Linked DNA regions of Mus musculus: regions 1 and 3 are each linked to region 2. The links are chromatin loops, found by intact Hi-C in ENCODE. Cell type or tissue: heart. All regions are shown on one strand.

What was found. Hi-C counts contacts between places; a loop is a spot of excess contacts. Peaks named below come from ENCODE experiments on the same cell type or tissue, not always from the same donor. Only the 100,000 strongest peaks of a DNase experiment are listed, where the experiment ranks them.
Region 1: it touches region 2 in a loop (2.0-fold over the local background); 4 of 42 quality-filtered maps call a loop at or near these places.
Region 3: it touches region 2 in a loop (6-fold over the local background); 22 of 42 quality-filtered maps call a loop at or near these places.

The regions. Positions count from the first base shown.
Region 1 is chr19:53,837,156-53,845,155 of GRCm38, forward strand. It overlaps Rbm20 (RNA binding motif protein 20), which reads left to right. Exons shown (of 14, transcript NM_001170847.1): 8 at 3,824-3,903; 9 at 6,068-6,689. Among named protein-coding and RNA genes, the nearest start is that of Gm16299, 16 kb to the left of the region's middle. In heart, CTCF peaks have their summits at 1,788 and 4,969; DNase peaks (open chromatin) are centred at 1,966, 2,934 and 7,012.
Region 2 is chr19:53,645,495-53,653,494 of GRCm38, forward strand. Smc3 (structural maintenance of chromosomes 3) reads left to right here. Exons shown (of 29, transcript NM_007790.3): 29 at 1-337. Among named protein-coding and RNA genes, the nearest start is that of Gm46653, 26 kb to the right of the region's middle. In heart, CTCF peaks have their summits at 3,419 (motif pointing right) and 4,028; a DNase peak (open chromatin) is centred at 3,477; H3K27ac peaks cover 2,575 bases.
Region 3 is chr19:53,758,002-53,766,001 of GRCm38, forward strand. The region is part of intron 1 of Rbm20 (RNA binding motif protein 20); the gene reads left to right. It overlaps Gm30943 (a long non-coding RNA gene), which reads left to right. Exons shown (of 2, transcript XR_386793.2): 2 at 1-238. Among named protein-coding and RNA genes, the nearest start is that of Gm30943, 7.8 kb to the left of the region's middle. In heart, CTCF peaks have their summits at 2,725 and 4,999 (motif pointing left); no DNase peak of the experiment used is centred here.

The sequences.
Region 1 (8,000 bases), 190 kb after region 2:
TGTGTGAAGAGCTTCACTGGATGGGAGGAGGGATATAAAAACAGGACCAACAAAGGTGACGCTTTGTTGGAAAATGATCACACCATCCTAGGCTCCACCCCTCTCTGCTTTGAGCTGACTTGCTTAACCTCTGTGAACCTTGGTTCTGAGATCAGGTCAGAGTATACATGAGCTCTTTGGCTTAAATTTTTTTTTCCCATGCATTTTCTTTCCAGTCTGACAATCACTATCCTGTGAGGTGTGCAGGATGCATAATCATAGTAATTACAAGAGTACACCATAATATATACCTTTAATTGAGTCCTGCTACTCTGAGGCAAGTAATGTATTAAGCACTTTCCATACATTATCTACTTTAATCTTGACGTCAGTCCTGCCAGACAGGTATTGTAATCTTAATTTTACAGATGAACATACCGAGTCTAGTAGAAGTTCCCCAGCTTGTCCAAGATCATAGTTACTGGATGATCCATGATGAAACCCAAGACTGTTGGCTGGGTGTGGTGGTGCTTGCCTTTAACCCCAGCACTGGAGAGGTAAAGACAGGTAAACTTCTATACATTCAAGACCAGGCTGGCCTTGTTTTTGTGAGTTCCAAGCCAGCCAGGGATACCCAGTGAGACCCTGTCTCAATAACACCAACAACGAAACAAATAAACCAACAAACAAAACACAAACATTGACAACAAACAGCAAACAAACAAACCCGGAGACTACACTGGGTTTGCACCAAATATGGTTATCTTTTTAAATATTGCAGTATTAGGTTTTCCACATGAAAACAAAACAAAAAAGGCAGAGAGAACTCAGGTCGTTTTTTGTTCACAGTCCCCCCAGGCAGGACACTGTAAAGAGTGTGCAGACAGCCTCTCCAAGTTCAGGGTACGTGCAAGTCACCAGGGAGTGTGCAGACAGCCTCTCCAAGTTCAGGGTACGTGCAAGTCACCAGGGAGTGTGCAGACAGACTCTCCAAGTTCAGGGTACGTGCAAGTCACCAGGGAGTGTGCAGACAGCCTCTCCAAGTTCAGGGTACGTGCAAGTCACCAGGGAGTGTGCAGACAGCCTCTCCAAGTTCAGGGTACGTGACAGCCTCTCCAAGTTCAGGGTACGTGCAAGTCACCAGGGAGTGTGCAGACAGCCTCTCCAAGTTCAGGGTACATGCAAGTCACCAGGGAGTGTGCAGACAGCCTCTCCAAGTTCAGGGTACGTGCAAGTCACCAGGGAGTGTGCAGACAGCCTCTCCAAGTTCAGGGTACGTGCAAGTCACCAGGGAGTGTACAGACAGCCTCTCCAAGTTCAGGGTACGTGCAAGTCACCAGGGATCCTGCAGGTCTGGACAAGGCTGTGATTTTTGCATTTCTACCAAGGCTCCAGCAGATGCTGTCCCTCCTGGTCATAAGAGTGCACTTTTAGTGGCAAAGACCTAGAACGTACTGTTTTCTGACCTTTGGTGTGGGTTTTCTGCTCCTCATGTTGTCATAATGTCCCTCTAGGTCGCTGTGACCATCAGCATATTCCAAGTGTGTAGTAATGGGCTTTATATCCCGCACCCTGACATGAATCAGCCCAGACTCTCTCTGCATGTAACAGAGGCTTGTGGTAATCCAGCCTGTTGATGTAGGTGACAGAAAGGGTTCCTTGGCTCCGGTGAATGCAAAGTGAAGGAGCAACCGACTGTGGGGACCCAAATGACATCATCAACATGATGTTCTCTGCTCTCTGCTTTCTGCTGTCTACGGCTTTGTTTTCTCTGTGCTTGGCGGGACAGCCTTTAGCAGACCCGGGCTCTCTCCTCTAGATGGCATGGCAGCCCTCTTCAGCTCTACCTTCAGATTCCAGGTCCCGTCTCCCACAGAAGAGAGAGCCAGACTTTCTCCTGTAGCTCCCACAAAACATCTGGCCATTGTTCTCGTTAGACTACTTCAGCACATGTGCCCATCCCCGAACCGGTTTCTGTGGCCAGCGGAAGGCTGCGGTTTGATTGGTTTGTAGGGTGGGAGAATTAGCTGTACAGAGAGGGTGTTTCCAGGAAGAAACCAAATGAAAAGAGGCCTACAGGCTGGGAAACCCAGCTGTGTCAGAAACAACTGGGCCTGCGTCGACAGAGCCTGGTTTGGATGGATTGCAGACTCATGTAGAAGATTCGAGTTTAGACACTCACCCTGTTTTAGGAGCAGCACGCTGTACTGAGAGAGAAAACTGCCTGGTGTACTAGATGGCTGTTGATTGGCTTCACTGTCCTCATAAAACAGAGGGAGAGATGCAACATCTGAGATTTGCTCCAACATAGATTTTGAAGGTTGAGAAAAGGAGGTCAGAACACATGCCTCAAGATTAGGCAGATTCAGTATGCATTCATTCGTCATTGTTGCATATTCAAATTTTCCTATAATAACAAGGTACCCCAAACTTCGTCATAGTCTGATTTTGTTATTTTTTACCTCCGCTTTTCTGGCATAATGACAGCATTGGGACACCTTCACTCTGGAGGAGAGAAGCTCTTGGTGATCCATTCGCTGGATGCCTCTGTCCCTGACACTGGTTACCCAGTCACCTCTTGCCTGCTGTCTCACAAGGTTACCTTCTTCTTCTTTCCTGGGTTTGAAAGGAGCAACCGGGAAGGCATTAAGTTCCAGAAAAGTAGAATACATCAACCTCTAAGAATCCTTTTACTAAATAAAGCCTTTTTCAACTCACTCTGGGAATTGTACTGAGTTCCGAAAGGTTGCCCGGTATGGGGGCATATTCTTTAGCTTCTGCCCTGCTTCCACTGTTCCAGTATAAGCCACAGACTTGAAGCCTGGCATTGGCCTCCTGCATGACACATGTCTTGCCACATAGATTTGATTGATCCTGGCAGCTCCTTCAGTGTTCCCTGGCTCCATTGTCTGTCATGCGTTAGCTGCAGAAAGCAGCAGCCAACTTCAAAGGGAAGGCAGAAAGACTACTGCAGCTCTGTCTAGGGTGAGCGACACGTTCTGGGCAGGAGCTTTCTTCTCAGCCCTAGCCCAGCCTTGGCCTCATCCCGAGGCTTGTGGAGAGTTGACAAGACATATTCTGGGTAGCCTGGTTACTTGTATGTGACATTGCATAAGCTTATAATTTTCTGCTGAATATAATAAAGACTATCTGCCCGAGGTGTGAAGTACTCTTTGGGGTAGATCACCCAGCCAATGCTGAATCCCTGGGTGTGGGTCCTCGCTTTTTCACGGCTCAGGATCAGAGTCACTGTCTTCTCTTTGTCCTTTCCTTTGTGTCATGATCTGATGGTGACCCCTCCATGGCTTGAACATTTTCTGTCCTTTCCCCGTGTCCCTGCAGGCCGTCCTCCATTCTTAGCTTTACTAGATGCCTCCCCCGTCCCCCAGACCTTAGCAAAACAGCAGTCATGCCTTGCTGAGAGCGCAGAATTGTAGTCTCTGTCCACTTGACCTGGGTTTCTCAGAATAAGATACATGATGCTCTCTGGTGTCTGGATGGCTCTGGAGGTCATTGTAAGTTACATAGAAAGAAGTAAAGAGCAAAAGAACAGTTGATTGAGCTTCTTAGTAAAGTGGTCTAGCAACATTTGGCATGGATGATTGAGAGTTTTTAGGGTTTTTTTGAATATCTGCTTTATTAAGATATAACTCACATGCCTTATTCTCTGGACCCTCAACCCTACCCTGGTGTTCATTATGTTCATGCTCCTTATCTTTTGGATCAACCCTTTTATCTTTCCCGCAGAATGCATCATTTCCCCCTTTGATGGACTGGCATCGAACAAGGCAGGTCATAGCTGATGCTTGCGGTGTTGTCTAATGATCTCTTTGACTTTACCTAGAAACCTGGGAAAAATGTGGCTGCTATCATCCAAGACATCCATTCCCAGAGGGAGAGGGACATGCTCCGGGAAGCTGACAGGTGAGGCTCTGGGTCTTAGGTCAGAGGCCTGGAGGTTAAAACACCTTCTAGCTTCTTGTTCTTCGAGGGGTGTCTTAGTTAGGGTTTCTATTGCTGCAGTGAAACACCATCACTGAAAGCCATTTAGGGAGGAACAGGTTTATTTCACTCACACTTATCTGTAAGAGTTTATCAGCCAAAGTGGCTAGGGCAAGAACTCGTTAACAGGGCAAGAACTCATTAACAGGGCAGGAATTTGGAGGCAGGAAATAATGCAGAGGCCATGGAGGGGTGTTGTTTACTGACTTGGTCCCCATGGCTTGCTCAGTCTGCTTTTTTTTGTAGAGCCCAGGGTCACCAGCCCAGAGGAGGCTCTACCTACAGTTGCCTGGACCCTCCCACATCCATCACAAATTTTAAAAAACAAAACAAAACAAAACAGCTCAACAGGTTTGCTTGCAGGCTGATCTTATGAGGTATTTTTTCCACTAGGGTTCCCTTCTCTGAGATGACTCTAGTCTGTGTCAAGTTGAGCTGAATTTATTCAGCAGGAGAGATTTGAATTGTAACATGTTCTACCCTTAGCCCTGACCCATCAACCCGGCCTTCTAGCCTCTACTTATCCCTGTTCAGATGAGTGGTACCATTGTAGCCCAGAAGAGCTGCTCAGGTTAGACAGGGACATGGGAAATGCTGGGATTTCTCTTGCCTATCCCTCCCTGGTTAGAGAAGACAACAGGGAACAGAGAGTTGATATTGGCTCCTGGAGCAAGTTTACATTTTACTGATGCGACCTCGGTGCACATAGGTATGATGGAGATTCTGGTCAGAGGTGGTCAGCTCTCGGTTTCTCATGAGCTGAATGCAGACGTAGAACTAAGGATGTAGATGGGGGAGGTGGGAACCACCCAGTTCCTTGACCATCGTTTCTGAGGCGGTGAACGAATGTGATTTTCCAACTCGTTTCTTTCAACTGACATTCATGGCCCTGCTAGGATGGGACTATGACCATCAGTTCTAAAGAGCTAAGACGGAAAGGAAAACCATAACCGGGCCTGCAGTCTCTAGAGCAGCCACAGAGGGCGCTCTAACCTTGTTGTAGAAGACAGGAGCCTGTTTCCCCTGCATTGGCAGAGAAACTAAGTCTAGCAGCCTAGTCCTAATAGAGATTGCCCCTCTCTGTCTTGGCAGTGAGGGATACAGTGTTGTTCAGGTTGCGAGAACCAAATGAAAATGCTCTATCTATCCTTTTAGGTTATCAGGTGTATGACCTCACTAATTATCAGCCTTCAGAGGCCATGTGAACGGTCAGCCTTAGGATTTGGTTTGTCTGTTTTTTTTTTTTTTTAATTTAAAATTGCGGTGACTTGGGGTCTTAATGGCAAGTATAAAGACAGACCATGCCACCTGTAGTTTCGTGGTCGCATAGAGTGGGGGAGGTTGTGAAGATTTACCCGAATCTTAGGCAGACTCCCTTCCTGAGGGTTCCAATGTCTTCATCTCAAATTTGAGTAGCTCTGAGTGAGTTCTGAGACCTTTCCCAACCCTTAGGTGTCTTCCTGATTCTCTGTTTTTCCGAGGTCTCTGAACCTGCCTCCTCACTCCTGCCACTCCTCTCACTGTGAGCATCTCTCTTCCATCCCCAGGATAGTCCCTACTTGTAATGAGGACTTGTAAATGAAGGAGAGAAGGAGGAAAGAAGGGAGGGAGAGAGAGAGAAGAAAGAAAGATAAGTCACCTATATCCTGATGGGGTCTAAGTGGAGCAAAATTGGATGTAGGGTAGTGCCTCCAACAGTAGGCTGTGGCAACCTCACCTCTTAGCCCCTTGTTCCAGAGCACTCACCCTGTAGATCCCCAGGAAGAGAATTTCCTAGGGTCTGTACCTTAGCATAGCTTCCAAGAGGAAGTAAGGTAAAACCAAGCTAAACCAATGTAATTATTTCCTAGAAGCAGACTGTGGTAGAGGGCAGAGAGTGTCTTAGGGAAAATCTGTGCCCACAGAGGTGAAGAGGGAGGACAGGCTGGTTCCTGGACACTCTGCACTACTGGGTTGCGACAAAAGAATGCCCGGGTGGACAGATTGTGTCTAGTATATCCCTGAGAGATCTGTGTGTGTCTCCATCTGGGTGATGCAGGTTACGAGCTCTGCAGAGTCTAAACCCTGTCTCTTCCCTTCCTCCCAGGTATGGTCCAGAGCGGCCACGTTCTCGAAGTCCAATGAGCCGATCACTCTCCCCAAGATCCCATAGTCCCCCAGGCCCCTCTCGGGCTGACTGGGGCAATGGCCGTGACTCCTACGCGTGGAGAGACGAGGATCGAGAGACTGTCCCCAGGAGGGAGAACGGGGAAGACAAAAGAGACAGGTTGGATGTTTGGGCACATGACCGGAAACACTATCCTAGGCAGCTGGACAAAGCTGAGTTGGATGAGCGACTCGAAGGAGGGAGGGGCTACCGGGAAAAGTACTTGAAGTCAGGGTCTCCCGGCCCACTCCATTCTGTGTCTGGCTACAAAGGCCGGGAAGATGGCTACCATCGAAAAGAGCCTAAAGCCAAGTTGGACAAATACCCAAAGCAGCAGCCGGATGTGCCAGGAAGATCCAGAAGGAAAGAAGAGGCGAGACTACGGGAGCCCAGACACCCTCACCCAGAGGATTCCGGCAAGGCAGAGGATCTGGAGCCCAAGATCACGCGGGCCCCTGACGGTACCAAGTCCAAGCAAAGTGAGAAAAGTAAAACCAAGAGAGCCGACAGAGACCAAGAAGGAGCTGACGACAAAAAAGAAAGCCAACTGGCCGAGAATGAGGTAAGGATGCAGCTCTGAGCCCAGGTGAGGTGAGGCGGCCCCCGAGAGGAGAGTCACACACAAGTCTCGTTTGTTGGTGGTGTATGCTTCTTGCCAGTTTGTCATGTGTGTGGTGCTGTCCTAAGAACATTATATCAAACACACCACTTAATCCTCACAGCAACCCTGCCAAGCTAGGGTCGTCATCACTATAGAGGAGGCGTGTAAGACATGGAACTTTGTGCCGTCTGACCAAGGAGGCAGGCTTAGGAAAAGGGACAGTCGGAACTAAAGCTTGTGTTCTGGCGCCAAATCCCATGGCTCCCTGGAAGTTAAGGAGAGGCGTGATGGAAAAGCCCATTGTAGCCCTGTGTTTGTCCAGGGTGGAGTGTTCCTGGGGTGTTGACACCCACAGAGTCACCCAAGGGAAGATTAGATATTTGGTCCACCCTGTGTGCCAAAAGTATTACTGACGCTGGAGCTCCAGGGATGTGTAAGGAAACGTGACTGCCACCCCTAAATTATACTGGGGACTCAAGTGTGGTGAGCTTCTCCAGATAAAAGACTTTAATTTCACTTTAATAAAGTGGCACTTATATCCAAGAGTCTGCTACACGGCTTCAGTTCTAAGAGGGTGGGGAACTCTCAGTGAATTATGTTTGAATTATAAATTGACTGACATCAAGCCGGGCGTGGTGGTGCATGCCTTTAATCCCAGCACTCGGGGAGGCAGAGGCAGGAGGATTTCTGAGTTCGAGGCCAGCCTGGTCTACAAAGAGAGCTCCAGGACAGCCAGGGCTACACAGAGAAACCCTGTCTTGAAAAAAATAAAATTGACTGACATCTACTTTTAGCTGAGGCACCCTATTAGATAGGACTGAGATAGTAAGAGTTTTGGAGGGTCTCATTAAGAAACTTCATCGTTAAAAATCTTCCGTGCGTATCCTCTAGTCACCCTGACCCAGGAGTTGGTGACAGTCCGAATAAGAAGTCCAGTTCTTAATTCCATGAACACTGAAGAGTCACTTGGGGCTCTTATTCCAGCCTTGATTCTCATACATGTGGAAGGAGGGCTAGGTGGTGGGTCAGACACAAGCAACACACGGTACATAGGAGAAAGCCCCGATGTGGCAGAGACCAAGGGCTGACACACTTATAAAAGAGTCTGCATACAATAGAACCCAAGTTGAAGAGCTGGCTCAGCAGCTCCGTAGGCAACGCTGTAGAGTACAAGCTGCATGCAGAGGGTGTTTGAGCTGGGTGTTGAAAATGGGCAAAAACCAGTTTGGTACTCTGGGTAGAAGCTGCAGCCAGCATAGGGGAAGCAAATGG
Region 2 (8,000 bases):
CCACTGGAAGAACAGCCAGTGCTCCTAACTGCTGAGCCATCTCCCTAGACCCCTTCCAACATTGTCAATTTAATATGACTCTCTTAACCAAAGCCATAGATTTAGAAAAGCAGTTTTATGTGGGATTCAGATGCTGATACCAAATGTGAGCCATGCGGTTTCCTTGTTGGTTAAGCCAGGCAGTTCCAGGAGACACTTAATACATACTGTGTTCAGTTCTAGGACCACAAAAAAAGTAAGGCTTTGTTGCTGAGGCCACATTCACCATGAGGTCTTTGGGGCATTTTGTTTGTTTTTAAATGGTTTTGCCATTCATGTGCCATAAAATTTACCCATGTATGCCTGTGTGTAATTCATCATGTTAGTGCACTCAGCATTGTGTGCTCATTCCTTTAATTTTAGAACTGTAGCTGTGAGTGGACCCACTTCTCTCCGCCTCTGGTGACCACAGTGGCTTTGGTCTTACACTGTGGGTCTGTTTGTTTCAGTCAGTTCATGTGGATCCTACAAACCCTGTGACTGGCGGCTCTCACCTAGCAGTGTTGCGAGGTCCAGTCCTGTAATGTGCGAGTACTTTATTCTTTCCTGGTGCCGACTGTCCTGCTGAGGAGATGTTCCGAGCCTTGCTCATCCATCAGCCGGGCTTGCTGGTTCCTGCCTTTTGCTTCTGTAAATGCTGCTGCTGCTGTGGATGTCATTGATCAGTGACTTGGAATCATTGACTTTGGAAGAGTTTGCTTTAGCAGCCACGTATCCATTAATAGGACCTGGAAAGCCACTTTAAAATACGTGTTCAGTGAGACTTCTCATTGAATGTAAGGGGCGCACACACGCGCAGTGGTCAGACAGCTGCGCAGTTTGTTCTCTCCTTACACCCACGGGTGGGTTCCAGGAATCAAGCCCAGGCTCTGAGGCTCACAGAGCATGCATTTTTATTTTATGTATGAGTGCTCTATCTGCATATACACCTGCATGCCAGAAGAGGACATCAGCTCCCAGTATCACATGATGCTGTGAGCCCCCATGTGATTGCTGGGAATTAAACTGAGGACTTGTGGAAGAGCAGCCAGTGCTTTTAGCCCGCTGAGCCAGCCTGACAGCCCCAACGTCAGAAGAGGTGTGTGAGTTTGTGAGTGGCAGGTTGATGCCCAAGAAGTTTACAATTTGTGATAATGTTTTGGAACCAGGGATTAAACCAGGATTTTGTGCGTGTGTAAACACGGTGAGCATAAGACCCCTACCTGAAGGAAGGCCTCATCCTTAGCTATTTAACCGTAATTGGGGTTTAGCTCTAGTGTACAAACGGGTCTTAGGTTCTTGACTTCCAGTGATTCTTCTGCTCTGGCCTCCACAGGAACTCAGCTCAGAGGTGTGTATGTACCACTCCCAGCTTAACATGTGCATCAAACTTGGGACTTTCATGATGGTCGCCTCTGGAGATCAGCAAGGAGAGCGCTTTAATGCTGTGTTATCCGTCCTAAATAACAGATTAGACTGGTTAGGATTTGCGTACTCAAAAGTGTGGACATTTTTTAGGAAATGACACAATTTTTTTTTTTTTTTCAAGACAGGGTTTCTCTGTATAGCCCTGGCTGTCCTGGAACTCACTTTGTAGACCAGGATGGCCTTGAACTCAGAAATCCGCCTGCTTCTGCCTCTGCCTCCTGAGTGCTGGGATTAAAGGCATGCGCCACCACTCCCGGCTTAATGACACAATTTTAAGAATAGTTTTTGGAAAGTACAAATTCAGAAGTGGGAAAGGGCAAAAACTGATTTTTTAATGATTCTTTTTAAAATTAAGCATCAGCAAAAATGTGTTTTCAAACACTCACTTGGCTTGATGGTTTAAAGGTTTCCTAACAACTCTAGAAGGAGCTAGTTCTCCATTCAGCTCGCAGGAGCCTGCTGGTTGGATGGTGTTTGGGAGGAGACTTCGCTGTCCGAGCCAGTGGTCCTTACAGGCCACAGCAGCGAGCTGCTGGCTTCGCAGAGTGGGCACTGCCTGTAGGCAGCTGTGCCTCCTTGAGGGTTCATTTTCTCTCTATATGCTGTGTTGTTGGATAGCATTGCCCTGTTGTGAGGGTGGGGCCCTGCTGCCCTGTGTCTAATTTCACCTGGGAAAAGCAACGCCAATGAAATCTGGTTTAGTCGTAGCCTTGCCTAGAAATAGGTTACGGCTTGGGTCACGTTAAATCTTGATAAAGTAGATTAACATCTCTACAAGAAACATTGGTTTGTCTAGAGCTCAGGTTTGGCAAAGCAAGTCCTCTTTAAATATGGCTTTGGTGTTTGCACATTAAGCTAAAAATAACGGGACCTTGCAGTTAGAATATATTTAGTTCCAGAGATGCATTTCTTTATTTTAGTTTAATATTCTAATTTTACAGATGAGATGTGAAGCCCAGATCAGGCAGGTGGCCCAAGTGAACATATTAGCACACTTAGATAACAGAACCAAGCCGTGGGTCCCTTCTCTCAAGAAACTCACACATTTATTTGCAGGTGGCCTTGCACGTTACACAAAGACGAATTTTAAGGTTATAGATGATTGCCACCTTCACTTTGTCTCTGCCCTTTGCCTTTTTTTGTTGTTAGTTTTTTGTTTGTTTGTTTGTTTAAAGAACTCACCAACTTAGGAACACTTAGGTCACACTTACCCATGTCCCAGGGAGACTTGAGTTACCTCCAGTTGCCAGGCTTCTGCAAGGAAGGTGCCAGTGTTATCTATAAATCTGCCACCGTGTGGCCGACAGGCACCCCTTCCTAGAGACAGAGTGTCTCCTGGGTGTAAGAGGCCTTGTGGCAGCCAGTAGCTACACAGAACACGAGGCAGCGTGGAGATTAGGGTTGCAAAAAGAATGTGGATATATTTACTCTGTCAGGTTGGCACACTGTGGTATGAGTTTTCCAGAGACCTTAACGTTTGAACATTATCTTTGATGGACTGTGTAATTGAGTGTCTTCAAGAAATTATTCAGCCATTAAAATTGATAGCTCAGCTGTTAAGAAGAGCGCTTGCTGATTGGTTCTCAGAATCCATATCGGGTAGCTTCCAGCTGCCTGTAACTAAGTCCCGAGGTATCAGACACCTTCTGGTGTGTGTGCAGAGAAGCAAGTGTGTGGTGGTGGTGGTGGTGGTGGTGGTGGTGGTGGTGGTGGTGGTGGTGGTGGTGGTGGTGGTGGTGATATAATAGAGCCCCAAAGCCTGAAGGACATGGGTTTAGAGCCAAATTATTTGGGACTAGAGTGTCAGAGCCTATTAATGTCTGATGTACAGTGCCACTTAAGGCAAAGACTTCTTGGGAGCCGTTTCCAGCCTACCTTGCCTCCTCACAGTTAGAAAGGTGCTTTCTTCAGCATTGTGTAGGGGCTCCATTTTCTCTCAGCCTAAATCTCAAGCTGTTTTCCCCGTAGCCACTAGAGGGAGCCCTTGATACATGCTGACCCCTCAGATTTGGGATCTCAGGTTTTCTTCCACACTGATTCCTCGCTAGAGTTGCAGCCGCTGTGAGGTCAGGGTGTGGTATAACTGAGACCTCTGGGGCAGCACTTTATGAGCGAAGTGTTAACTGCTTGCAGCTCACTCCTAAGTGAGCTTTGGGGCAAAGGTGCCTGCTGCGCTCACAACAGGTTGTGTCACTGTTCCGGAAACAGCAGGAAGCCTGGGTGTTGTAAAGATGGCAACCCTTCCTCACGCCAGGCCTGCTTATTCTCTGCAGAGCACGCGCTTGCTCCTTTGTTCCTTCTGCCTTCTGAGTCCTCATTTAAGCGCAGAGGCATCCTGGTTCTCTGCAGCCTGGCATTCCTAAAGCAGAGGTTGCCTTTCGTTCTGTTTCATGTATGGTTTCTAAGTTCCCTCTGTGTCCTGTGGTTTTGGCATTTTAATCCACTTAGTGTTTTCGAATTATTGGTAGCAGTCACTGTGTGATCTCTGGACACCCCAGGAAGACCTGTTCTACCCTATTGCCTACCAAGCCACGAAAAGCCATCCTAAGAGGTCCTGCCACTTCCAAGTTTCACCAGAGGTGATGCTCTGTCACTGTGGATGAGTGGCTTAAGGACCTTCTCCCACAAACTCGTGCTGCCCCAATTCACTCCACCCACAGAGCATGGTGACCAGGTGGTAAAGCGAAGCTGAGCGACCCATTTTACTGCGTTGGGAATGGGCAGCTGGTGACTGAGTAGGACAGCAGAACCTCCTTTAGACATGTGTATGTGCAGGGCACACATCCATCCTGTCTCATTAGCAAACCAGAAAGGTTTTCATATGAGTCCGTGCTGCAGTCTCTGCTCCATTGTGGTCACTTGGAGGGTTGTACTTTGGATTCACAGTGGCCTCACAGACTGAAGCCCTGGTCTGTTTGTTCACTGGTCTCCAGCTGTGCCCTGAAGGGCTGGGGTCTGGAAGTGGGGTGAAGTCACTGGGGGCAAGTCTTTGAAGGTTCCATCTATTCCTGCTTCCTGGTCCATTAAAATGTGAGCAGCTGCCTTGCCTCATGCTCCTGTCAGGACAGCCACTCCACCCTGCCTCGCCCTGTGATTGACTGAAATCCCCCTGAAACTGAGCCAAAATAAACATTTCCTCCCTGAGTTTGTCTCTTTCAAGTACTTTGGTCACGGTGATGAGAAAGCAACTAACAAAGAGCTGGGGAGATGGCTCCGCCGGTAACCGTGACTGCTCATGCAGAAGGCTGTGGTTCTGTCCCCAACACCCACATACCACCTGTAACTGCAGCTCCAGGATCCAGCATGTTCACCCAAAAACATACACATACTCATAAATAAAAATCTTATTAAAAAAAAAAACATACAGAATGGTTGGTGAAGTGTGATTTTTTTTTTTTAAATCTCATTAGGCAAGCCCAGATAGCCAGGGGAATTTGCCCCCGAGCACAGTCAGACCTACTAAGACCTCTGACAGAGCAAATGCTGGTCTGTGGGTCTGTGAAGTGGATAAACTGGATTTTAGAGAACTTTTCCTGAAACTAAGATGACCCCAGTCACTGCTTGTCTCTAGCCCAGCCAGTACGGAAAGCCACAGTGGCCTTGCTCAGAATCCAAACTGTCACATGAGTGGCTTTCATGTTTTGGACCAGATGTCTCTTCGGTCTTCTATGTGGGCATACCTTCCTCAAGCCCCCACCAATAAGCAAGCCTTTTAGAACCTGACCTCCGACCAATTAAACCTTGTTACCACCTAAGGACCTGGATTTCTGTTTTGAAACCATCTTGGATGGAGACCAGGTTTTCTTTAGCTCGTGTGTGCTATATGCATGTCTGCGTGCATGCAGATGCCAGGAGAGTATATCTCCTTTATCACGGCCTCCTCCTCTGAGCCAAGTCTCTTCCTGAATCTGGGGTGCATGGTTTTTCTGCTAGACTGGAAGCCAGCAATTCCCCTGCCTCCCTATCTTGCTCTCCACCTTGAAGCTAGGGCTACAGGTATTTATGAGGATGCTCTGCTTGTTAAATGAGTTCTGGGATCTGACCTAGGTGCTCATGATGGTAGAGCAAATGTTCTTAAGCCCTGAGCCATCTGTCAGCCCTGAGATCAGGTTTTCTTATCCCCCTTTCGGGCTCAGAGAAGGTCCAGCAAAGGGGTGGCTGACACGTTGCCTCGCCTCTTGTCAACAATCACGTTAGTTGTTTTGTTGCCCCTTCCCCCCAAACATACACACGCCCTTTGCACTCGTACACCTATCCTTTAACCACAGTGCCTTACACATTGTTATCCAGAACACAGGTGCACATCCCTGCCTCAAGCACAGTCCTTATCATTCATGGTCGCTTCACCTTCCTTCCTCCCAATTCTTATCCTCCAGAGTCCTCCCATCTCAGCGTCACCCTCCTCCCGAGACTGGAGATCTCTGGTGATGTGTGTGATTTTGAAAAGTCTAGAAGAGTCCCATCCACAAGGAATATATGTCAACAATTTCCTTACCTCATTAATTAATGTGGGGACCAGAAGGTTGGCCAAAGTTCAGTAGGACAGTGGACCCACAATCCTTAGGGCTATCTTTTCTTAGTGACGGGCCATTTCCAATTTAGCAGTTGTGTGTTCTCCCATAAATCAACAGCTTCTTTTATAGAGTCCAGTTATTAATCAGGAAGTAGTGGATCAAACAATTGCCTTTATCTTTTAGAAGGTCAGCTGACCTGGGTGGGGGGTGGGGGGCGTGCTTCCAGCATAGAGCTGTGAAAGTTTGCAGTACACTTGTGCCTTGTTTGAGGGGATTGGATCCTTCCTTCCTTCCTTTCTTCCTTCCTTCCTTCTTCCCTCCTTCCTAGGATTTATTTATATTATGTATATGAGTGCTCTATCTGCATGTACACTTGTGTACCATAAGAGGGCATTGGATTCCATTACAGATGGTTGTGAGCCTCCACATGGTTGCTGAGAATTGAAATCATGACCTCTGGAGGAGCAGCCAGGGCTCTTAACCACAGAGCCATCTCTCCAACCCCTGGTTATACTTTCTAAACACCTGAAGCTTCTCTGAAGTATGAGGTGAGGAGTCCTTGGCTCACAAGGTTGGCAGGCAAGGAGGCCAAACAGTTCTTTAGGCCAAATGAAGGCTGAGGGTGAAGAGAAGGGGGTTGCTATTCCTGACAGAGGAATGCTAGCGCATGGGTTGATCTGGGAGATGGCTTTGGGTTTGTATCATCTATCAAGGACAGAAAAACCTATGAGTCGGGTTCTATGATGAATCAATTTCAGATGGAGAATACTGAGTTTAAGAAACGACCCAAAGCCACCAAACTAAATGAAGCACAGGGCTAGTCTTGCTCTGTGTCTCTTCACCGTATCATTCACCAGAGGCCTGAGTGGGAGGGGCGGAGGTGAAATTGTGGGGGCGAGTGATGGTGGGGGGCATTCCCTAGGTGGAGAGTCAGTGACTGCATGTGTGCATATACTAGCTGGGAAGTAGAGAGAAAGACAGGGCCTGGGTGGGAAGAAGGAAATGACCTCCATAGCAGCAGGTGCAGCGCCCAGGCTGGTACACATCCAAACAAAACCAACTGCAGGATTCCGCAGATCCTCATGGCAGGACCCTCTTCAGCACCAGCCGCCTTAGACACCAGGGAACGAGCTCAGAACGGGGTGGGCAGGATGTCAGCATCTGGCAGGGCCTTTGACAGATTTGAGGGTTGGCTTCCACGTTCCCAGGAAAGATGGGTCCCTGGTCTCCTGTGGACTAGGAGAAGAAAGCAGTGGGAGCCCTGGGTTTGTAATTGGATCAGAGGCTGTGACGGTGACAGCTGTGGCAGGGGCCTGAGGAGGGGGCTTGGGCTGGTGAAGAATGGCTGGGTTGTTCCTTGTTTATCTCCTGGGGGCAGGCAGCTTTGGTGGGGCCTTGGGACCTCCACTTTTGCTCCACCGTCACCAGCACAGCCTGCCTGAGCAACGGACATATTCCATGGGGACAAATCGAAAAGAATGGACTTCGAACCTGCGCTCTGTCACTTGATCATGTGGTCTTGGGACATTTGCTAAATCTTTTTCCGCATTTTTTCTCTGGCAATACGGGGAGGTTGCATGATTCGGTATTCAAAGACACTGAAAGAACCAAGAATGAAGTGAGAATAAACGGCCTGGAATACGTTTGGAAAGAATGAAGCTGTAGTCTCCACCCGTGCGCACATGTGTGTGTGTGTGTGTGTGTGTGTGTGGCCATCTAAATTAGGTTTATTATATTTGGAGTCTAGGCACAGTTTTGTTTTGTTTTGTTTTGTTTTGTTTTTAGGCAGGGTCTCCTTCTGTGGCCCTGGCTGGCCTAGACCTCTCGGAGATCTTCTGCTTCCTGAGCACAATGAAAAGCTTGTGCTATTTTTGGGGGAAGGGGGAGGATGTCAAGGAGGCAATTTTAACATTTTTTTTTTAAAAAAAAACAAAAAACAAATCCACTTTGAGTTCGATTCCTGGAGTTTAAGGACAGCTGAGAAATCCTGTCTCTAAATAATAAATACAATAATTCGCGCTTAGAACACGTATAAAACTC
Region 3 (8,000 bases), 110 kb after region 2:
CTGACTGCTGTGTGTGGGTGTCATATTTAATCACAAATGACTTTTTCCTAGATATAGCCCACTCGGGGATGTTTGCTAAACCACACTCCCCAGAAGCATTTCTTCCTTTTTGGGTTTTCTTGTAGAAACAGCATCTCTTTCCCCCTTTGAATGAGATGAGGGTCTTATAAGTGACACTCTGCTATGAGTTTTTTGTTTTTTGTTTTTCAATGTAATAAATATGCTGACTTGGAACGTTTCCCTGATTTATTTGAATTTTATAGTACCGTAGAGTAGTGTTTGATAAAAGACTTTCATCTGTGTCCTTGAGAAAGCTGGTCTGTGTTTTCACCTTGGATGACAACCTTACCTTAACAAAAGAATGGTGAGGTTGTAGGAACAAGATAGGGGCAGAGGGCAGGCAAGATGGCTCCGTGAAGTGAAGGTGATTGCGGCCAAGCCTGATGACCCGATTTGCTCCCCAGAACCCACGTGTTAGAAGGCGAGAACCACCCTGTGAAGGTTGTTCTCTGACTTCCACACAGCACAAAGCCACGTGCATGCCGCAGAACATGTGATCGCGTGCACACACACTGAATACACGCCATACTTCTGTAAAGGAGGGATAACTAAGGCTCTGGGATAAAGAACGTGAGCACTAAAGGACAGTCTGGTGGAGAAGTGAGAGGGGAGTCATTTCATTTGTAACTTTCAAGTCTGTTGCTTCTACAAGTGCTGTGAATGGCCTTTGAACTAGCAGTGTTCTTTGAAGCAATTCCCTCCGCTCAGGCGGTTCCCCCCACTCATTAAAACTGCATTTGCATCAGGTTGGCTTTCATGGCGTAGCCTACTTTTTTTTCCCATAGCCTACTTTTGAAAAATGTGTCAGTGAACGACTTATCCTATAAGCAGTAAATAAATAAATAAATAAATAAATAAATATTAAGAAATTAAAGCATGAATCTGGTGCAAAACTTCCCTCATGTTCCTTCTTGAGGAAGTTGTTTGACTCTTGTGTCATGAGACAAAGTGGTCCTGTTGACTGTTGGGAAGAGCCTGCTGTCCTGAGGACAGACACACAGATCTCAGTTAGGCATGTGTGGGGTGTGTGTGTGTGTACAGCTGTTCAGGGTTCTTACAGTCTTGCCTTGTTTTTAGGGACAGGTTTAAATAAGAAGCCACGAGGATTTTATACTCTCTAGTCTATGAGGCTGTTTACTTCACAGACGTTTACTGACCACCCACTGTGTGCTAAGTACCTACTGTGTGTCAGTATCTACTGTGTTTCAGCTATGTTTGGCACTGTCCTAGACATGGGACTGAGCAATGATTAAACAGACATTCTGTACTTACATTAGGGTACTTTACATGTGCTGAGGACTGTCTCCCAAAATAGGATTCTTTTGTTGAGCTATGGATTGTTGACCCCTAGGGGTTTTTACATTACATAAAACGTGCTGACATATTGGCTGATGAGAAAAAGCTTAGACTTTGAAAGCCAAGAACCTGTTTTCCAGAACCTTCTAGATAGAACTCAGCTTGAAGACTGATGTGGTGGGAAAGAGGTTCCCCATCATCAAGGTAGGTTTAAATGCCTTGTCCCAGGCTCCCATTGAATGACTTGGGTCTGTTACTATCGTTGTAATGCTAAAATCTGTACAGGAAGGTGAGGGTCTAGGCCTAAAAGCGAATTCTCACGGTTATCAGCTTTTGTTGTTGCAAACCTTGTTCCTTAATTTAAAACGATTGGTTAAATAAAAGTGGCTAGAGCCAATTACTGAAGGGATTAGAGGTAGATGGGTTTGGAGTTACCTGGTTGGGGGTTGCAAAAGGAGAGAGAGACAGAGACACAGAGACAGACAGACAGACAGACAGACAGACAGACAGACAGACAGGAGAGGAGGAAACCACCATGAGAGAAGATGGACTAGGGACACATGGATAAATAAAGCAGCTAGTAGTTGGGGTACACCGCTGGGGAAGTAGCCAGGTGTAGCCAGGTCAGCTCTTAGAAAAGTACATTTGGGGTTACCCCCGAGTAATGATCAAAGCCAAATAAATTGCCATAGTCTGAGTCTCATCCACTTGTCAGCTAGACAGGGACAAGTTTAAATGGGTTCGACTACACGCTTAGACTGGAACCAGGCTTTTATAGGCCCACCCCAGGACTGACTGTGAACACGCACTGCGATCAAGTATCTCAGACCATGGCCTGAACTTTGGATGGCCACCACAGCTGCCATGTCCCACAAATAGAAAACTGTACCCAGACACCCGCCAGCCGGGGTCTCCTTCCATGGTGGGAACAGCCAACCTCACCTGTAGTCTTTCCTTCCCATGTCTTTGGACACTGACATAGCTTGGCATTTCAGGACAGCTGCTGAGCTGACATTGGTTCATAGGCAAGGCCAGGGCCAAGGAAGGAAGTCTAGTTTTGGCTCACTTGAGAGGTCTGTTTTGGTTGTAAAAAGTTTATTGTTTGGGTGTGTGGCTGGTGGTGTCTTTGGCTATGACTCAGGTAGAGTCACGTTGACCTTGGAGGATTAGGGTGTGATGTGGTTTTAAGACTTGTGTGGTTGGGAGAAAACGAAGTTTTGTTTTGTTGTTTTTTCTTGGGTGTGGTATTTTCTTATTACCCAAACCTTGGCTGGGTACAACTAGGTCTCTGGGTTAGCACTGGCTTAGTCTGAGGGTCTCATAGGTAAACTGAAACCTGGGAAGAGAAGCCTGGCCCAGAGTCAGCTGAAGGGGGAGCTAGTGAGAGCCTGGCGAGGGGAGCTGCCTTCCTGCAGAACTGAGTTGTGGATTTACTGGAGAACTGAGCCTGGTTCCTGCCCCTCTGTCTACCTTGAGGCCTGGCTGGCTGGGATGAGCTGGTTTATAGCCTCCTCGGTCGTTAGTAGGTTTGGAGAAGACTCTCCTAGGCCAGGTGACTTCGGCCTGCCTTACCTTCCCTCGTCACCTTGCTCAGGAGTGCGGCCATAAAGATGACACCTTCATTTTTGTGAAAACGTGTAAATAGCTCTGCAGGTGTATGGGCAGCCATGTTAGCTCGCGTGACTCAGAGAAAGGTCGCAGAAGTCTGTTAGATACAGCTTGAAAGAAACGCCATTAGAGCTTCCTACTGTTGGCTGCTTCTCTCTGGGGTAGCTGCTGTCACTGTCACCAAAGATCCAGCTCCTTTATCACCTTAACGTCTGCAGGTGACTTTTCTTGTTGGCTGTGTTGGCTTTCTAGGTCTCTCTGTCCATTCAGGATGATGGTCAGCCCCCTCTCTGTTAGGCTGGGCTTCCCTCAGCATCTCCCAACACGTCTCTAGTTGGCTTTGTATTTCCAGCCGTCTTCTGCCTCCGTCAGCTCTTAACTTTGATGCCAGTTTGCATCAGGGATCTCTACTACTTCTTTCTAGGACAGAGCACCCAGGAGCAAGGTAATAATAGGGTTCGAGATCTGTCATTGTAGACGGGGTGAGAGAAGAGGCTGCCCACAGAGACAGCACAGATGGTTAGGAAATGCAGGTCTCCGGCTCATGAGCGGGAATCTTGAGGTCTGCTGTTGGTTCTCTATTGTGTCTCCTGCCACCAAAGTTTGCACATGTGTTCATGAGGACTTGCTGTGGTCCTGGGACCCCTCATTGTTCCTCATCCACTATCAACCAGAAACCAGAGACCCCTGTGTCACCTTGGATTCCTTCCCCTCCCTCCCTTCCACCTCTGCCCACTGCATAAGTACTCACCAAGTTCTGTACCAGCCTCTGTAGGTCGGATGGTCTATGGGGAGCCCTAGAGTCTATTTCTGTTTTGGTATGCCAGCCATCTCCAGTGGGGGTCTACTGGCTGGCTTCCCTCTGACTTTCCCATCCTACATCCCCAGAGGAGATGTCTTCTGCATCGTTCACCACAGATCAGGGGCTGGAAGTTTCATCCTAAGTTAAGCTCAGCGGCTGGGCCTGAAGGCTCATCCCCAGGTCACCCACATGCAAACCTAGCTGTGTTCTAAGAGAAGTTAGAGAACCTGGATGGTTTGAAGTCTCTGGAACCTCAGCAGTGTGGACATCTGGCCCCTGCTCTTGAGGATGGACCTTACCTTGTAGTAGGCTTACTTTTGTACTTTTCTTTGTGGTTAGCTACAGGTGTTTCAGTAGCTTTATAGTTATTATCAATGTGTGTGTGTGTGTGTGTGTGTGTGTGAGAGAGAGAGAGAGAGAGAGAGAGAGAGAGAGAGAGCATGAGCAAGCACAACACTGGCTGTCAATTTCAGGCACTATCTAGCTTGCTTATTTATGTATTTATTTATTTGGTAGCAGGACCTCTCGCTGGCCTGGCGCTCATGGACGAGGCTGGCCTGGCCTGGTTGGGCAGTGCGTCCCCAGCATCTTTTGTCTCCATCACTAGGACTGGAATGATGAGTGTGCACCATGTGTGTCACCCCGGTTCTCTCAGGTCCTCATGCTTCTGAGGCAAGCACTCCACCGCTGACTTATCTCTGCAGCTCCTATTATTGTTATTTTTCTGAGGCAGAGCGTCTAGCCCAGGCTGGCCATATGTGGCTGGGAAGCGGGTAATCTTGAACTGGGGACTACCCCACATGCCCCTCTTTACTGTGCCACCACACCGAGTTTTGTGCAGAGCAAAACCAGGCTTCAAGCACCCCATGCTGGGCGAGCTGTCTGCCAGCTGAGCTCCACAATCAGCCTGGGGTAGCTCTGTTTTAATAATTCTGCTGTGTATTTTCTATTCCAAGTCACCGGAGCAGTAGTATGGCAGTGGGTTGGCAACGTTGACAAAAAAGAAACCAACTCCAGGGCTCTGTGTGTATAAGCAGAGATGATCCTGGTTTGCCAGGCCAGGGTTGAGGCTGGAAAGGATTTTTCTGTCTTCTCCAGCCTCATACTTCAACTGCAACTCCTACCGTGACCGTGACCAACTCCATTGCTGGCAGGCCTCTGTCTTCTGGTTCTGTCTCCAGAAGGTGCCTCCCACCCAGTTTAGCAAAATACCCCCATCTAGTGGTAACTAAGCCGTCTGAGCACATATGATCATAGCTCCTATTGGTGTGTACAGTCAGCTTCTGATGGGTTGGGGACCAGCATCTTGGGGTGCTTCTCAGGGGAAGTGACACCCCTACCCCACCATCATCAGGAAAGGGCAGACTCTGATTCTCCAGTACAGACTCCCCTCCCTGCCCTCTGCTTCCGTTGTTTCCCTGAATCTGAACTCTCCTTTGCTTTCTATGACTACATTGAGCCATTTAAGCTAATTCTTAGCTCTCATTTCCTCTTTTCTCAACTTTATTATCTTGAAAACCTCTGGGTGGACAGTTTTTCTTCTCGGTTTTTCACTTTTGTCTGATCGAGTTTGCATGTTCATTTCTTTCTTATTCTCCCTTTCTAGAAAACAACACTCTCTCTTCTTTCTCCTCACTCCATTTGAGCTATTCTCATATTTCTTCGAGGGAGACCATCTCATCTTGAGCAAGCAGGGTTATTGACAATCCCAAGCAGATCTAGGTCACCTGGGGTCTGGGTAGCATGATGTTATCTGGTCAGGTAGACCAGTCTCAGCCATCGGTGTCACAGAACTGTCTGGAACCACTCACTGTTGGTGGTACAATATAAAGCTTTGGGCGTCTTGAGATTCCAGCTCATCTCTAGTGGTTTTAGCCACATTGGTGGTTGCAGAACATTTTCTTTTTCTTTTTTTTTTTTTTTAAAGATTTATTTATTTATTATATGTAAGTACACTGTAGCTGTCTTCAGACACTCCAGAAGAGGGAGTCAGATCTCGTTACGGATGGTTGTGAGCCACCATGTGGTTGCTGGGATTTGAACTCCGGACCTTCGGAAGAGCAGTCGGGTGCTCTTACCCACTGAGCCATCTCACCAGCCCCGTGGAACATTTTCTTTTCCAACTCTATTTTCTGACTCTGTAAAAATAGTGAGAGCAGAAACTATTTATTGTAGGTACGGTCTATCTAGATCAGTGGTTCTCAACTTCAGCGCAGCTGGCATCCAAAGCCTTAAAGAGCTGCTCAGATCGAGGTAGCTGGGCTCACCCAGTTTCTGACTTGCTAACTTTGGAGCCCAGCCCAAAGGTTTCAGCTTTAACTAGTCCAGGTGGTATAATTGGTGCTAGTCAGGAAGTCACACATTGGCAACCACTGCCCTATATCCAGCAGGAGCTCGAGAAGCGCTATCACTGGATCCTCACAACAATCTTGTAAAGGAGAAGTCGTCACACACACACACACACACACACACACACACACACACACACACCTTTCCATGTGGGGAAACAAAGGACATGGGCTGGAGCAACCTGAGGTGGTGGACAGCAAGTGGCAAAGCCAAGATGTGAAGCTGAAACCCTCAAGGGTCCTGTCAATCATCCTGCATCGTTCCAGGTCTCAGAGTCAGCGAGGTGCTTGTCACAGAATGCAGGACCAGCCTTAGCCCAGCACCCTCAATGCTGTGGATGGAGGACAGCCTTAGCCCTGCACCTTCAATGCTGTGGATGGAGCACTGAGTCCTCTGTGGGTTCACCTCTGCATGAGATCTTGGCTTCCACAGGCAGATGCTCTGCTCTTTGCCCCAACATAACCAGATGTTTGTTGAGAGGCTGCTCCCCTGAGAAGGGTGCAGAAGGAGTCCTGCTTTCTGTGCTGAAACGATCCTTGACAGTCACAGCAAGCTAGAATCGCCCCGGGGTGAAGGATTCTTCTGCCTTGGGCGTGGGGATGAGGAGGGAGGGATGTTTGGATGGAATAAGGTCAACTACACGCCCATTAAGCTCTGCTCATCCTGTGGAGTCTTTCCTATAGGATGCACGTCCAGGGCTTCTGCTGAGTTTAGCCAGAGCTAGATCCTAGGAAGTGAGTGGGTTGTGACAAGAGAGGTATTTCCCTTCCTTGGGGTTGCATCTCTGGCAGTGACTAAACATGACACAGGGCTCTTGTCTGTTTGCTTCCTCATGTGTGTAATACATTCCCTGGAGTAAATTTCTCCTGTACTAAGAGAATCTGGCCTGCTTTCTCTTCCTTCCACTGGATCCTGGCTAATGTACCCCCTAGCCACCATGTTCCCAGGGCAGTTACTTCTGTATTCTAACTTTTTACCCACTTTGTTGTTAGGATGGATGTGCCTCTGGTTCCTCCAACAGCCAGGACCATCCCAAGGGTCATCACAACCAATTCAATGTCAAATCATCAGTGCATACTGAAAGCATAACAAAGTAAAAACAAAATTCTAGGCCTTTAGGCCCAGGCTTGGGAATGTGGTCTTTGTGAAGGTATGCTAATCATAAAACAGATAGCGACATTCCTCCCCGCACCTGCTTCCTGGGTTCAAAGACTGCTCATTCAAAGAAAGTCACCCTGACCATTGCAGGAACCCGCTATGCAAATGTGCTATTGTTAGGGGCTCTTAGAAACTGTCTTGAGAAATAACCCTCACAATTACCAGGTATTCCTCGTGACTCTTGTAACTTTGCACTTCCTTGTGACTCTTAACTGGTATTTTTGGTATTTTCCAACAACGCCCTTCCCACCTCCTTGAGTTGTGGTTTCTTCCTTTAAATACCCCCTTATCCAGCTACTCGGGGCGCCATGGTACTCTACCCCTGTGTGGTGTATGACCATGGGCCCAAGAGCGCTCTTAAATAAAAAATCCTCTTGCAGTTTGCAGCAAGACCGTTTCTTGTGGGTGATTTTGGGGTGTCGCCTCTCCTGAGTCAGAACGTGGGGGAGTCCTCACGTTGTGGGTCTTTCACATACCTTATCCCCTTTCAACATGTTCAGTGATGGACTGATGGATGAAGGATGATAATGTAACTCATCCGGAGAGCAAAGTCAGAGCTTACAACTGTCAGTGTTTACAAAGTAGCCAAGAGTTGCCAAGCCTCAACTCGGAGAGGGGTTCTGAGGGAGGGGTGTCTGGGAGCAGGAAACAAACAGCTCAAAGTCAAATCATGGTGAAGGTGGCGTCCTATGCTCTGTTTGCCACAGCTTTCCAGTCTCTGCTTTCT